Linked DNA regions of Homo sapiens: region 2 is linked to region 1. The links are chromatin loops, found by intact Hi-C in ENCODE. Cell type or tissue: CD14-positive monocyte. All regions are shown on one strand. Region 1 overlaps NCOR2 (nuclear receptor corepressor 2). Region 2 overlaps NCOR2 (nuclear receptor corepressor 2).

Region 1 (2,500 bases):
GTCATGTCCTGGGCTGGACAGGACGCGACGGTGCAAGATCTCATCATGCTACTTAGAACAGCGTGCAATTTAAAACTTAGGAATTGGCTGGGCGCGGTGGCTCATGCCTGTAACCCCAGCACTTTGAAAGGCCAAGGTGGGTGGATCTCGAGGCCAGGAGTTTGAGACCAGCCTGGCCAACATGGTGAAACCCTGACTATACTAAAAATACAAAAATTAGCTGAGCGTGATGGCAGACGCCTGTAATCCCAGATACTCAGGAGGCTGAGGCAGGATAATCACTTGAACCCAGGAGGTGGAGGCGGAGGCTGCAGTGAGCTGAGGTCACACCACTGCACTCCAGCCTGTATAACAGAGTGAGAAAAACAAAACAAAACAAAAACCCAAAACCCAAAAACTTACGAATTGTTTATTTGTGGAATTTTCCGTTTGTTTTCAGACCACCATACTGAAACTGTGGAAAGCTGCCGTGGCTAAGCAGGAACTGCTGTACATATTTATTAAGCCCTTACTGTATGCTGGGCATTCACTCTTACTGTAGGCAGGCATTCGCTCACTGAGCCTCTGAGTCAGCCCTGTGAGCTGAGTTTCTATTTTACGGCGAGGAAACAGGCAGGCTCGGAAGGGTTAAGCCACGTGCCCAGGGTCACAGAGCTAGAAAGCAGTGCAGCTAGGTTTTGAACCCGGGTCTCAGACCCTATCCTGAGATCACGAGACCTGTGCTCTGTGGCCTTGCTGCAGGCTGAGCCCTGCAGGGAGCAGAAACAGCCTGTGCCTGGGATGGGTCTCTCCTGCCTGTCTATGCTTCACCTATGCATACCCCTGAACTGCTGCCCCAGGTAATGTGTGGCTTTGCATGTGTCCTGGGTGACACGGAGACTCTGAGGTGGGGCCAGTTCACAGCTCTGCCTGTGTGCATGGAACTTTGCTCATCTGCCGGGCCCAGAGAGGGTCCCCAGGCTGAAAGGCTGTTCCACGCCACTCGTCCCCCACCCCCACCCTCACCCTGACCACAGAAGCAAGAACTTCCCAGCACGGGGCGGCGCAGGGAAGCAGCGTGGCTCACTCTGTGGAGTATGTGGGGCCACTGGGCTGTTTCAGTTTCTGCTGCGTTTCTTGCTCTGACTCAGGGCCCTGACCCCAGCCGGGCCACTTGGGCTTCTGAACGCCTGCTGGGCTGAGCTGAGCTCACCGGTACATGAGAAAGATCCCGGGCTGAGCTGCCCTTGCCTGGCGTCTTTGGGCCTTGGTTTTCCCATCTGTGTGGTGGGGGCTTCGAGGGTCCCCGTGTGTCGGTGGGTTGGTGTGGAGGGATTGGGTGTGGACACCAGGGGCTGAAAGCTGATGGGGACCCATGGGGAAACCTGTGCCTCGGACCCCTCCAGACCAGAGGCTCCTGCAGAGCCCTGCCCATGGAAGATCTGGGTCAGGGGCTGCCTTGTCTCTGGGTGCTTCTGTTGTCACTGGCCTCTGGCCCCAGCCTGGTGGTCACCAAAGCCTATGTTTCCCCTGGGCCTGCTGCGGAGGTGGGAGGCAGGGAAGGTGGGCTCTTATCCAGTCCTCTCATCGTGGCCCTCCGAGACTCTGCTCCCTCCCCCTGGGCCCCGCTTCTGGGTGTTCGAGGTGCTGGGGACATTGGTGTCTCAGTAGGGTTGCAGGCTGGCAAGGGGCCCTGGGGAGGTGGCCTGGTGAACCCCGATGGTGAGCTTCAACTGAGCACTGCTGGGTGCCAGGTTGTAAATTTCTCTTCAGAGTAGCCCCTGGCATCATCCCCGTTTTACAGATGGGCACACTGAGGTTCCGAGAAGCAAGGCACCTTCCTCAGGCTTTAAAAAATGACAGCACTAGGGCTGGAGCGGGAGCCAGCCTGATTTTAGCCACCTAATATAATTGCCTCCGTTTCACCGAGAGGAAACTGCCTCTGCGAAGTTGAGCAGCACACACAGGGGTCGCAGTCTCCTGCCAAGATGAGATGGCTCAGGGATTTGATCTGGGTCTCAGGCCCATTTGGGGCCCACCGGGGACTCTGTATGTCAGCCCCACTTGTGCCTGGCTGTCCCCTCCTGTGTGTGGGCACCGGCTGAATGGTGGAAGCAGGTCCCTCCTGGGAGCAGGTCACGGGTGCTGGGGCTGCATCCCTGACCTACCCTGGGCCCGGGCGGGTGTGGAGGCAGAGGAGGATGTCCTGGGGGTTTGAGTGGGGGCGGAGCCTGCTTGTGAGGTGGAAGGTGGGGCAACTGAATCAGTGTGGGCCACCCTCCCACCCTGAATATCCCCAGGCCCTCGTGACAAATCTCTTTCACCATCTCTTGACCCAGCAATTAATTGCTTCTGGCGGATGGTGCCCCCGCCCTCCAGGGAGCTTCTAAAGGCCAGACCCTGCTCCTGGGCGGGCAGCCCGGGGCAGAGGCTGGGGAGAGTCTGCAGTGGTTTTTCTGTTCAGCTGCAGATTCAGGGGTCCCCAGGCCAGGCAGCCTCTCTGGGAGAAGCCAGCAGCTGA
Region 2 (2,500 bases), 76 kb after region 1:
GAAGCTGCGGGTCACTGGCACACATTGGTGACTGCAGCTGGAAGCCAGGTGGCTCAAGGCAGCCCTCAATGGTTAGGTTTTTGTTTGTTTGTTTTTTCCCCTCTAAATTCCACTTTGGCATTTTTTAAAAGTGAAATTCTCAAGCATAATTATTTTAAAGTGCACAATTCAGTGGCATTTCGTACATTTGCAGTGTTGTGCAGCTGTCACCTCTCTCTGGTTCCCAGCCATTTCAACAACCCACAGGGAAGCCTCATAGGAGCTAAAGCAGCCACTCCCCGTTCCCCTACTCTCTGTCTCTATGGACTGACCTGTTCTAGACATTTCCTATATAGGGCATCACACAGTATGCGTCCTTTCTGGCTTCTTCCACATAGTGTCATGGTTTTGGAGTTTATCATGTTGTCTCTTGTCTCCATCCTTCATTCCTTTTTATGGCTGAAACATATTCCGTTGTATGGAGATGCCTCCTTTTGTTTATTTCATCATCTGTGGCCATTTGGGCTGTGGCTGTTGTGAATAGTGCTGCTGTTGAACATTTGTGTTGAAGTTTTTGTTGGGACACCTGTTTTCAGTTCTCATGGGTGTATACCTAGGAGCAGAATTGCTGGGTCGTGTCGTACAGTAACTCTAGGTTTAATTTGCTGATGACTTTCCAGGCTGTTTTCCACATCAGCTGCCCCATTTTACATTCTTACCAGCAATGCATGAAGATTCCTGGTTTCCTGGTTTTCCACATCCTCACCGACCGCCCCCCAGCTTTTTTTTTTTTTTTTTCTGAGATGGATTCTCACTCTGTTGCCCAGGCTGGAGTGCAGTGGTGCCATCTTGGCTCACTGGAGCCTCTACCTCCTGGGCTCAAGCGATCCTTCTACCTCAGCCTTCTGAGTAGCTGGGAGTACAGGTGTGCATCACCACACCGAGCTAATTTTTGTGTTTTTTGTAGAGATGGGGTTTCACCATGTTGCCCAAGCTGGTCTCAAACTGCTGGTCTTGAGTGATCTGCCCACCTTGGCCTCTCAAAGTGCTGGGATTTCAGGTGTGAGCCACTGTCCCTAGCCACACCAACCCTTTTTTATCTTCCTTTAAAAAATGTTTTTGATTCCAGCCATCCTAGTGGTTGTACAGCGGTATCTCATTGTGGTTTTGATTTGCATTAGAGAGCCCTTTATAGCGTGTCACTGCTGTGCAGCAGTTTTTTCAGCATTATCTCCTTGATCTTCCAAACAACCTTATGAGGTAGGCATATACCCACAGGTTCTGCTGAAGTAGACACTGAGGTCAGGGAGGTGAAGGGCCCTGGCTGAGGCTGCAGAGCTGGTGAGCGGGGGGCTCAGGCTTGAATCCAGGCCCAGCAGAGCTAGTCACCCTCTTAGCTGGGTCTCTGTAGGTGTCCCAGGTAGTATTTTCTCTAGTACCTGAGGAAGGGCCACCTTCCCTGGCTGGAGGGAGCCTCCCTCCTGCCCACCCTTTCGGGGCTGTGGGCTTCTTCCCCTTCTTGGCTTTGTTTGTTCCGTGCTTTGGGGGAGCATTTTGATGCCCTTCTTGAAGCGACCACCAGGGGTCGCTGTGGGACTGAGGCAGTTCTGCTCAAACCGCCAGCGATGGAGTCTGTAAAAGCCAGCATCCTGGATTTTCTGGCTTTTCCTGTGTTCACTTCTTCTTGGGCACCTTTCTGGGTTCATACTGATCTGCTCTGTGGTAATGTGCAGGCTGTGCGAGCGTCATAAGTGGAGCAGAACCATGTTCTGATCTCACTTGTGATGCCCTGTCACATTGCAGAATGGGGCATTGGCCTTCCATCTGACCTTGGGCCAGTGCCCTAAACCCTCTGGTCTTCAGCCTCCCTCTTGCTATGAAGCAGACGGCAGCATGATGGGATGCTCTTTCCAACTGTGTTAGGAGGAGGGGGTTCATACATGGACAGATGAGGATGAGGATGATGGGGGTGATGAGGATGAGGGTGATGGGGGTGATGAGGATGAGGGTGATGGGGGTGATGAGGATGATGGGGGTGATGAGGATGAGGATGATGGGGTGATGAGGATGAGGATGATGGGGGTGATGAGTATGAGGATGATGGGGTGATGAGGATGAGGATGATGGGGTGATGAGGATGAGGATGATGGGGGTGATGAGGATGAGGATGATGAGGGTGATGAGGATGATGAGGGTGATGGGCGTGATGAGGATGAGGGTGATGAGGATGATGGGGGTGATGAGGATGAGGATGAGGGGGTGATGAGGATGAGGGGGGTGATGAGGATGAGGGGGGTGATAAGGATGAGGGTGATGAGGATGAGGGTGAAGAGGGTGATGAGGATGAGGGTGAAGAGGGTGATGAGGATGAGGGTGATGGGGGTGATGAGGATGAGGATGATGGGGGTGATGAGGATGAGGGTGATGGGGTGATGAGGATGAGGATGATGGGGGTGATGAGGATGAGGGTGATGGGGTGATGAGGATGAGGATGATGGGGGTGATGAGGATGAGGATGATG

Evidence for each region. Hi-C counts contacts between places; a loop is a spot of excess contacts. Peaks named below come from ENCODE experiments on the same cell type or tissue, not always from the same donor. Only the 100,000 strongest peaks of a DNase experiment are listed, where the experiment ranks them.
Region 2: it touches region 1 in a loop (1.8-fold over the local background); 2 of 110 quality-filtered maps call a loop at or near these places.

Annotation. Positions count from the first base shown.
Region 1 is chr12:124,544,298-124,546,797 of GRCh38, reverse strand. The region is part of intron 1 of NCOR2 (nuclear receptor corepressor 2); the gene reads left to right. Among named protein-coding and RNA genes, the nearest start is that of NCOR2, 22 kb to the left of the region's middle. RefSeq lists an enhancer at 2,224-2,500. In CD14-positive monocyte, no CTCF peak of the experiment used is centred here; a DNase peak (open chromatin) is centred at 1,097; H3K4me3 peaks cover 1,135 bases; H3K27ac peaks cover 1,963 bases.
Region 2 is chr12:124,468,445-124,470,944 of GRCh38, reverse strand. All of the region lies in intron 6 of NCOR2 (nuclear receptor corepressor 2), which reads left to right. Among named protein-coding and RNA genes, the nearest start is that of NCOR2, 98 kb to the left of the region's middle. In CD14-positive monocyte, CTCF peaks have their summits at 1,341 and 1,541 (motif pointing right); a DNase peak (open chromatin) is centred at 1,564; H3K27ac peaks cover 808 bases.